Regions from separate parts of the Homo sapiens genome. Here region 2 is linked to region 1. A link is an interaction called in ENCODE POLR2A ChIA-PET data of the cell type or tissue named here. Cell type or tissue: PC-9. All regions are shown on one strand. Each heading gives the region's core, and the rest is flanking DNA. Links, peaks and the distances in the headings are about the cores only. Region 1 overlaps PPP1R8 (protein phosphatase 1 regulatory subunit 8). Region 2 overlaps STX12 (syntaxin 12).

Evidence for each region. Peaks named below come from ENCODE experiments on the same cell type or tissue, not always from the same donor. Only the 100,000 strongest peaks of a DNase experiment are listed, where the experiment ranks them.
Region 2: POLR2A ChIA-PET joins it to region 1 with 10 read pairs; 26 of 35 experiments call an interaction of 5 or more read pairs at or near these places.

What each region holds. Positions count from the first base shown.
Region 1 is chr1:27,846,712-27,852,090 of GRCh38, reverse strand. It overlaps PPP1R8 (protein phosphatase 1 regulatory subunit 8), which reads right to left. Exons shown (of 7, transcript NM_014110.5): 6 at 4,999-5,063; 7 at 415-1,998. The coding sequence ends at 1,645. Among named protein-coding and RNA genes, the nearest start is that of PPP1R8, 19 kb to the right of the region's middle. In PC-9, for the core only: no CTCF peak of the experiment used is centred there; no DNase peak of the experiment used is centred there.
Region 2 is chr1:27,782,695-27,788,073 of GRCh38, reverse strand. The region is part of intron 1 of STX12 (syntaxin 12); the gene reads right to left. Among named protein-coding and RNA genes, the nearest start is that of STX12, 12 kb to the right of the region's middle. In PC-9, for the core only: no CTCF peak of the experiment used is centred there; a DNase peak (open chromatin) is centred at 2,103; H3K27ac peaks cover 730 bases.

The DNA of each region.
Region 1 (5,379 bases), core at 213-5,212:
ACAGCTGATGTTATGAATTTCTGTTCTTCAGAAGGTTGCTCCTCCTACGAGTCTGCACTTGACCCAAGGATCTGGAACCTAGCTGGCATCTTCATCTCAAAGCCACATGTAAGTCTCACAAACACAGTATACTTACTGCAAATGAGATTCCGTATGCAGGCATATTCCTTCAATTCAAATTCTTGCTGAAATCCCTCCTAAACTTACTTACCTTTAGCTTCCGTTTGCTCCTGTGTCACCAAGCTATGGCTCAAATGCACAGAGCTCTAACTGCAGGGTGGGTGATAGGGCTTATGCAAACGCCCTAAAGCCCCGTCTCCCGTCATGAGGTCTCCTGATGAAGGGCACCAAGCACTTCCGAACCAACGCTGCTTTGTGAGGCTTCAGTCTGGGGACTACATTCTCTCATTAGAATTTCCACACTCATTTAGGGCATCTTTATTTGTAATATAATGGGGATGGAGCATTGCCTCCCAAGCCCAGTGACTGTGCCTTTAGCAAACATTTCCAGATGGCAGTGGCAATCAGTGACTGAGAGACAAATTCACAGCCTGCACCCAAATGACAAAAGTTACGTTTAATTTACAATGTAATAAAGGTTACAGGTAAAAAGCTACACATAAAGCATGAAAAGGCCTATTACACAAATGTACAAATCTCTGTACAAAGCTTGTATCAATGTTTCCTAACTTTGTCTCCTATGTTTGTTAGCCAGGTCTAGTCTTGGAGCTCTGAATAACAAGAGCTCTCAATTGAGGGGGGAAAGAGCCTCCAAACTGACATCTAAAAATTCCTCTTAGAGACACCAGTTACTTCCAAACAAATCTTTTCCTTTTTAATTTGAATTACCCCAACTGGTCATATCCTTTGAAAACTGCCTTCATAATACACTTAAAAGTAATGCCTTAGAGTAGAGGACAGTACTCTGGAATTAAATAAGAAACTTCAGCAGGAGGAGTGCTCAGGTTTGACAAGAAAAACAGGTAAATTTCAAACAATACTGTAAGTTAAAACTATAAACCTGTGTCTATGGCACCAGTCACAGATGAAGGAAAATCGAAATGTTTTCATTCCAACAGGAAGGACAAAAGAGAAAAGCCTAGCTACTGGACCTCAAAACCACTGACCCAAGGAAACATTTTTTAGTTTAAACCTCAGCTTAACTGCAGAATTCTAAGCCTTCTTTTTGATCAAACTGAGATCTATGGCAACCCTTCTGCTACCCGGGACTTGGAAGGATAGTGAATATAAATTAGGCTCTGGACCCCCAAGGCTGGTGATGCTACTGTAACCTCTACAGCTCTGGATTCAACCTGAGGGCCTGGGATATGTGACTTTACATAAAAATGATCCTAGAAAGTGGGAGAAAGAAAGGAGGTAGTGGAAGGCCTAGGAAAGAGCCAGGGCAGTCTATTGAAAAGGATATAAGAAGCCTTTCTCTACAATGCAAGTGTTGTGAAGACAGGTCTTTATGGGCTATTTCAACCCCACCCCCAATTGTCATATTACATGGTTAGGATGCCAGGAGACATTCTGAAAGACGATACCGCACACATGGAAAGTTTTTCTCCCTAGTTCATTAGCTCCCCATCACCCTTCCACCCCATTCCCACCCAATCCCACCCTTCTCCATGACCAAAAATATCAAATCAGCAAGGAAGGTGTGGGCTTCTTGCCTGGCCAAGCCTCTTTTGCATATTTCTTCTTCTTGGGTTCATTTACAGCTTCAGGGTTATAGACTGCAGGGTTTGGTGCAGGGTTCATGTTCACTGCTGACGGCACAACAGGAGTCAAGTCCACATCAGGGGCAAGGTTTGGGTATGGCATGGGCAAGCCACCGATGAGTGCTGTCCCATGGATGCCATGTGGCTGGGAGCCTGCTTCACTGTGTGTGGGGGGCAGGCCCCCGTAGAGTCCTCCGCTGAAGGCAAAGTTCTGCATGCGCCTGCTCCCTGATTCCTCCAGGCCCAGGGAGCCAGGGCCCTCCACACGCTTCTTCTACAGTTCACGATGAGGAGAGGGGAGAGATTGGAGAGAGAAGACAAGAGGTGAGGCCCAAGAGTGGTTAGCTTTTTCTATTCCAGCCTTAAAAAAATGGCTTTTGGGAAAGATTCCTAACTTCTAGCCTGTTCTCCTTTCCAGACAACCTATTTCATGATGTTGAAATCTTACGGTTTGAAGAGACCTTTCCAGTCATCTACGATGGTTCCCAAACACTGCTCCATAACAAAGTTTTCACCATCCTACATCAGCCAAGGATGGTGTTGTGAGTTTTACATAAAGTAAAACATATCAATTTAATTTATCCTAAAGTTACATAGCTCACTTTCTTATTTCATATTAAAATGCCCTTTTAGGAGGAACACATGAGATCAGGAGTTTGAGACCAGCCTGGCCAACATGGCAAAACCCCATCTCTACTAAAAATACAAAAATTAGCCAGGCGTGGTGGCAGGTGCCTGTAATCACAGCTACTCGGGAGGCTGAGGCACAAGAATCACTTGAGGCAGAGTTTGCAATGAGCTGAGATGGTGCCACTGCACTGCAGCCTGGGTGACAGAGTAAGACTCTGTCTCAAAAATAAAAAACATTTTTAAAAAAATCCCTTTTAGGAAATGGAAATGATAAAAGATGGCAATAGATATTTTACCCTTTTTTGAGGGGGAAAAAATGTGGTATGTCCATGTTTGGTGTGCAATTTTTTTTTTTTTTTTTTTTTGAGACAGAGTTTCACTCTTGTTGCCCAGGCTGGAGTGTAATGGCTCGATCTCAGCTCACAGCAACTTCTGCCTCCCGGGTTCAAGCCATTCTCCTGCCTCAGCCTCCGGAGTAGCTGGGATTACAGGCATGCGCCACCACGCCTGGCTAATTTTGTATTTTTAGTAGAGACAGGGTTTCTCCATGTTGGTCAGGCTGGTCTTGAACTCCGGACCTCAGGTGATCAGCCCGCCTCGGCCTCCCAAAGTGCTGGGATTACAGGCGTGACCCAGCACGCCCGACCTGGTGTCCAATTTTTAAACATTAATCTGAGAGCAAAACCAATCTACAGTGAAGAAAATATTTACTGGCTGCCTGGGCCTGGGAGTGGGCTGCTGCAAAGGGCTACGAGGCAACTTTTTGGAGTGAGAGAAATCTTCTCTATCTTGATTATGGTGGTGGTTACACATATATTTGCCAAAACTATATACGTAAATGTGTAGATTTTATTATATGTAAATTATACTGCAATAAAATTGACATAAAACTATACACCTGTTGATTTTGTACTTTAATGACAAGAAAACATTCCAAAGGAATAACAAACAAACAAAAAAGCTCAAGGGGCATTATGGAATCCCACAGAAAAACATCTACTTTTCCATACTAGACTAAAGCTCATGAAACATCCTGCTCAATCCTATACTCCTTTTGGATTAAACAAAGTCTAAGCAGGAACTCTGACAGATCTTACTTAGTCTAATATATTTTAGAGATTTTTTTTTTATAAAAAGTAAAACTTTCTATATCATCTCTAACCAGCATTTTCTAATCACCTTCTGAATATTAACAGGGATCTCACTACTCTTAAGGGGAAGTTTGTTGCTGTTTGGACAGTTCTAGCTATCTGATAGTTCTTCCACATGCTGAACGATCGGAGCATCTCTGTAACTTCTACCCCTTGGTTCTTCAACATACAATCTTTTTTATTTAGATGGAGTCTCGCTGACGACCAGGCTGGAGTGCAGTGGTGTGATCTCGGCTCACTGCAAGCTCTGCCCCCCGGGTTCACGCCATTCTCCTGCCTCAGCCTCCTGAGTAGCTGGGACTATAGGCGCCCACCACCACGCCCAACTAATTTTTTTTTGTATTTTCAGTAGCGACGGGGTTTCACCGTGTTCGCCAGGATGGTCTCGATCTCCTGACCTTGTAATCTGCCCACCTCGGCCTCCCAAAGTGCTGGGATTACAGGCGTGAGCCACCGCACCCAGCCAACATACTTATCTTTAAATTTAATCCACATCTGGGCTGACATTCCTATCTGTGCCATTGCCACTCATAAAATAAAGGCATGGCAAACTGTGTGGTATTGCAATAATGCATCTCCTCCACCTAATAGCTTACTTTGAGTCCGAAGAGAAAGGCCAAAAGAAGGTGGGCCTCTCTCTGCACCCCTCTGGAAAATGAATTTACAGATTCATATTGCACATTATTTACATGAAACATCAAGCTGGCTAGTTATCTACAGCCTTTCTGTGGTACTCCAGGATTCCCTAAACATAGATTTCATTTCCACAGAATGAGAAATGGGAGAGGAGCATGGTATGTATTTTAAAATTAAGCACTCACTCAACAGCACATAAAGAGCAGGTTATTTTTTTTTTGAGATGGAGTCTCGCTCTGTCACCAGGCTGGAGTGCAGTGGCACCATCTCAGCTCACTGCAACTTCCACCTCCCCGGTTCCAGCGATTCTCCCACCTCAACCTCCCAGTTAGCTGAGACTACAGGAATGCGCCACCACACCCAGCTAATTTTTGTATTTTTAGTAGAGACAGGGTTTCAACATGTTGGCCAGGATGGTCTCAATCTCTTTTTTTTTTTTTTTTGAGACAGAGTCTTGCTCTGTTGCCCAGGCTGGAGTGCAATGGTGCGACCTCAGCTCACTGCAACCTCCGCCTCCCAGGTTCAAGCGATTCTCCTGCCTCAGCCTCCTGAGTAGCTGGGATTACAGAGACCTACCACCACGCCTGGCTAATTTTTGTATTTTTAGTAGAGACAGGGTTTCACCATGTTGGCCAGGTTGGTCTCGAACTCCTGACCTCAGGTGATCTGCCTGCCTTGGCCTCCCAAAGTGCTGGGATTACAAGTGTGAGCCACTGTGCCTGGCCTCGATTTCTTGACCTCTTGATCTGCCTGCCTCAGCCTCCCAAAGTGCTTGGATTACAGGCATAAGCCAACGCGCCTGGCCTAAAGAGCAGGTTTTAAAACACAGACTGTATGGCATTTCATGTGCTTCCTACCTTGACTGGGACCACTGCAGTTTGCACCATGTTCCTGAATCGACCAACTGAGGGATCCACATCCTCTGCAAAAAGAGAAGAGGGCAGGGTTGGGTTGGTACTTTACTGGGAGGAATAAGGGCACAGGAGTCACTGCAAACAAACCATCACAACAACTCATATTAAAATTGTAAAACACAGAGAGTGCTTCCTGGGTGCTGGGCATTGTGCTAAATCCTCACAAAGACCCTGTGATGTAGGTACTACCACAATCAACATTTAGTAGATGAGAAAGCAAACTGAGGCTTGGAGGAGCAAAGGGACTGGCCCAGTTGCTCTGGTGGAGAGTACAGGAGCCAGGACTTGAGTCCAAGTAGTTCAAAACAGGCCTGTGATCTGCAC
Region 2 (5,379 bases), core at 98-5,097, 64 kb after region 1:
CTTCCAGCCATTCAGCTTTCTTTGTGAGAGCCCTTTCTATCCTCTCTGGATTAATGCCAGTTTCACTTGTGAAACACCAGCCTGCTAAATGACTAGTTCAGTGGAAGAAAATGAGGAGACCAATGTATATTGTATAATTTGTGAATATTATAGAAACAGTATACATATAATGCTCCCATGTCCAACAAGAAAGAACCTTCACTTATTAGAATTTTGAAATTTAAAAATTAATTGTTCCAAATTTACTTTTTGGTAATGGTACTCTTTAAAATAACAATATTTGGGGGACACAGTCATAATCTTGTCCCTAATTTGGTCACCAAGATCAGTAAAAAAGTAAGCTAAAATGTATTGAGTACCAGTTACCTTACAATACCAATGACATGCTAATAGTCCCTAAATCTTTTTTTTTTTTGATACAGAGTCTCACTCTGTCGGCCAGGCTGGAGTGCAGTGGCATGATCTCGGCTCACTGCAACCTCCGACTCCCAGGCTCAACCAATTCTCCTGCCTCAGCCTCCCGAGTAGCTGGGATTACAGGCGTGTGCCACCACGCCTGGCTAATTTTTGTATTTTTAGTAGAGATGGGGTTTCACCATGTTGGTCAGGCTGGTCTCAAACTCCTGACCTCAGGTAATCCACCCGCCTCGGCCTCCCAAAGTGCTGGGATTGCAGGGTTGAGCCACTGCACCCGGCCAGTAGTCCCTAAATCTGATAAGAAGCAACGATTAGGCAAAAATCTTCTAACTTATTGCTGGGTGCTTCTATTCCTAAACAGAAATGGAACAACTCAGTCCTTAGTAGTAAGTACACGTTATTTCTCCCTAGCCAAAATTACTGCATTGTTGGGGATACAAAGCAAACATTTCCCGAGTCAAGTATATATAGGCTGGTAGCACTTCAGATTATGATTTCATCTTATTTTGAGACCATATTTTCCTAACAAAAATGTGATTCCAGTTTTATAACAGAAATATAGGATTCACTTAATTCAAATTTTGCCTTTTGACAAGACTTCTCTAAAAGATATCTATTCTACTAAGTGAGGAACCACTATAGCTCAGTGGTTCCATGGTTCCAATTATAAGCACTATAATTACTGCATTCTGCTAAGATAGCATTATGTGTGACAACCACTTTTCTTCATCACTAACATGTGGTATGTCCTTCTTATCTAAGTCAAATGGGAATCAGGATACAACTAAAGCTATTAACTGGACAGCCATAAAAATAATTTATGAAAGAGGGCATGAATTTTCATTTACTGAGCATCTACTATGAGGTACTAGACACTGGGCTTGACAAGCATTAACTTATTTGACTCCAACAATCCTTTAAGTAAGTATTATTATTCCATTGTTGCATATGAGCACAATGAGGCTCCTGAGAGTTACAGAACTCATTCATTCATTCATTCATTCAGAGTAGAGTATCTACTCTACACTATTCCATGTCCTAGAAGACACTTGCCTTCGAGAGTCTTCTAAGGAAAAGAGATAGACAATAAACATATCAGGTAGTGAAAAATGGTATAAAGAGAAATAAATTCAGGTAAAAGCTGAGGTGACAGCGGTGGGCAGAGGATACTAGTTATACAGAGTGGTCAGAGTATAAAAAGAAATAAATTCAGTTAAGAGCTGAAGTGACAGTGGTGGGCAGAGGATACTAGTTATATAGAGTGGTCAGAGAGACCTCTCTGATAAGGTGACACTGAGCTGAGATCCAAAGTGAAAGATCAAGCCACACAGCTATCTTGGGGAGAAGCATTCTAGGAGAAGAGAGTAATCAGTACAAAGTCCCCAAAGCAAGGGTACTTGATGTGATGGAGGCCAGGGTGGCTAGAGCAGAGTGAGCAAGAGACAGCAGAGAGGTGGCCAAGGAGGTAGTAGGGACCCAGATTGTATAGGGCCTTGCAAACAATTATGAGGACTTTGAATTTTAATGAAGTGGGAAATCACTGGTAGGTTTTGAACAGAGTGTCATTACAACCAGAATTTAAACCCAGGGCTAACTGCAGTGGAATGTGCCACATTACAGTCTCTCAAAAGGCTGACTCTTACAGGAAAAAGAATGTAGTCACACAGGGCAGGCCTAGATTTCCCAGTGTTCCACTTAGCCCCACCCTACTTATCTGATACCTAAGTTAATAGGTCTCTGCTCCAGATAGGCTGATGTCCTTCCTCTAACCTGCTCCCTTCTCCAGCTCCCTGGCACCTATGGGAACACTCCTCTGTACTCACTAGAGTTCAGCAGAGTGCCAGGCACCCAGGTGATACATAATCAATTACTGATTAATTGAGTTAGCCTCCCTTTTCCATTCTGGCAAGCTCTTTGAGGCAGAAGATATGAATGAAGAATATAAGCTAGGAATAATGAGGCCTGAAATCTAAGCCAGACTTGACGACTAACTAGATGCAGGGCACTAAGCAAGTCATTTCATTTGACTGGGTCTCTTTTTCACCAATTATAGATGATATTCAGATTTCACTGACATTTACTGAATACTTAAACTATTTGTGTAAGGTTTTTATTTTATCTCATTAAATCCTTACAACTATGTAAGAACTAAATGATCTCTAAGTACTCCCACCACTGCTCAATTCCAAAATTCAATAACAGTGAAATAGCTCCAGTCAAAGAATTATGCTGTGTAACCAAGGAGTACTTTTGCAACCCGAAAGTTTGGCTTAGAAAGGTTCCACCTGTGACTTTCTTAACTTCATAAATGCAAGGTACAAACAGGACTGGACTGACTATATCCCTCTAGAAGGCAGGGACTGCATTCTACTCATTTTTGTGTATGTATAACTCCTCCCAACACACACACACCCATCCAGAAAATGGTTGAATATATGATAACATGTAAACGTAGATCTGACAAAAAAAGTCAAGGAAATAGGTCTTTTCTTATTGAGTGTCTTTAAAAAGTAGAGCATTCCTTAGAAACTTTAGAAGTATGCCAAAGTATCAAGTTATTAATCATCTATCAAAATTTATTAAATAAGCTACAGAGCTATGGGAATTTTATAGAATATGAAAAAATCAATTAATAATCAGCTGTTCTCTGCATATTCTCAGTGGAGAACTCTTCTTCATCTAGACTTTTCTGATTTCCTTTGTTGGGATGACCTAAATTTGGGGGGTGGAAAGATAGGGAGGGGTTGAGGAAGTGGGGGTGTTGGGAATATTATAGGGTCATTTGCTAGCTAAGCACCAGAATTAATCTAAGCCTTAACACTTTCTAAATTCCTAAATATTAAGATATTTTCTTTAAAGTTTCCAGCAAGACTCAGGTATCAGATACCCTAAAACTCAAATCATAAGGACAACAGTGTCGTAGTTTACTGGAACCCAGAGAAGCAGGACTTTTTGTATATTGCCCTCTATAATCACCAACATCAGGGATTTGTTCAAAACTAGTAACTCAATGACTCATGTATTTTACATCTAAGAGATGTATCTTTCAGTAAACCTAAAGCACACAAAGGAATAACGTGTTTACAGATACATTTATTTGCCCTTGAGCATACTTAAAATATCAAAAAGAAAAGTGAGGCCAGGCACAGTGGCTCACACCTACAATCCCAACAATTTGGGAGGCCAAGGTGGGCAGATCACTTGAGGTCAGGGGTTCAAGACCAGCCTGGGCAACATAGTGAAAACTGCCTCTACAAAAAATTTAAAAATTAGCCAAGCATGGTGGCGCATGCTTGTAGTCCTGGCTACTCAAGAGGCTGAGAGAAGAGGATCGCTCAAGCCCAGAAGTTTGAGGCTGCAGTGAGCTATGATCATGCCACTGCACTCCAGCCTAAGCAACAGAGCAAGACTCTGTCTCAAAATAAATAGACAAATGAATAAAAATTTAAAAAGTAAAGTGACACTTTTTTTTTTTTGAGACAGAGTTTCGCTCTTGTTGCCCAGGCTGGAGTGCAATGGTGTGATCTCAGCTCACCGCAACCTCTGCCTCCCAGGTTCAAGCGATTCTCCTGCCTCAGCCTCCCGAGTAGCTGAGATTATAGGCATGTGCCACCATGCCCGGCTAATTTTTTCTATTTTTAGTAGAGATGGGGTTTCTCCATGTTGGTCAGCCTGGTCTCAAACTCCCGACCTCAGATGATCTGCCTGCCTCAGCCTCCCAAAGTGCTGGGATTATAGGCATGAGCCACCACGCTTGGCCAAGTGATGCTTTTTGGAAATATTTTTACCAGGATGAGTTGAATCTTCTGGCTAACTTGGTTAATGAGAAAACTCCTTTTCCAAGCATTCTACTAAATGAAGGTTTTATGTTAGACTGATGTGCTACAACTTTTTGAAGGAAAATAATTGGGTATTTCCTATGAAATGTTACATAATCCTAGAAACCAGATGACTAGGCCAAAGGTAAAGACAAGTCCTTCAGTTCTGTGTAAGCAATTTTGTTCTTTTTAAAACTAGGACTCAGCTGGGCGTGGTGGCTCACACCTGTAATCCCAGCACTATGGTAGGCCAAGGTGGGTGGATCACCTGAGGTCAGGAGTTTTGAGACAAGGCTGGCCAACATGGAGAAACCCCATCTCTACTAAAAATACAAAAATTAGCCAGGCATGATGGCACATGCCTATAGTCTCAGCTACTCAGAAGGCTGAGGCAGAAGAATTGCTTGAACCCGGGAGCGGAGGTTGCAGTAAGCTGAGATCGTGCCACTGCACTCCAGCCTCGGCAACAGAGCGCGACTCCATCTCAAAAAAACAAAAACAAAAACAAAAAACAAACAACTAGGACTCAATTTCTCCTATCGCTGACCTCTCATTTTAAAAAAGCATATCCTGGCTAAAACTTTTAAAAGAGTATGAAGCAAATCAATTTGTTATACATTACAGCTAACATCCACACTAGGAACTACTCTAAACTGAAAATTCTTTTTGTACTTTAAGCTGATATCGGCAGAATCTGAATCTCCAAATGAACCTTCATCCAAAGCAAAGTCAAATCAAAGTCAAATTATATTGAAAGTAACTATCATCAGAGGTGGGAAAAAGATTTCTCTTCATTTGACAGGATCGAATGCTCTAAGTCAGTATTTTAAACAAATTCAACAACAAAAAAACATTATTTACACCAAATGAGAAAATGATAGCCTATGTGGTGATTATGAAAATGAAGTCATCTCAGTGTTTTACTCTGAAAATTAGGTTTACATTCTGTTTTTATATCACTACAATGAAAATTACCTTTTTTAAAAAATGTTTCATTTTTTTGAGACAGAGCTTTGCTCTCTTTGCCCAGGTTGGAGTGCAATGGCACGGTCTCAGCTCACTGCAACCTCCACCTCCTGGGTTCAAGTGATTCTCCTGTCTCAGCTTCCCAAGTAGCTGGGATTACAGGTGCCCACCACCATGC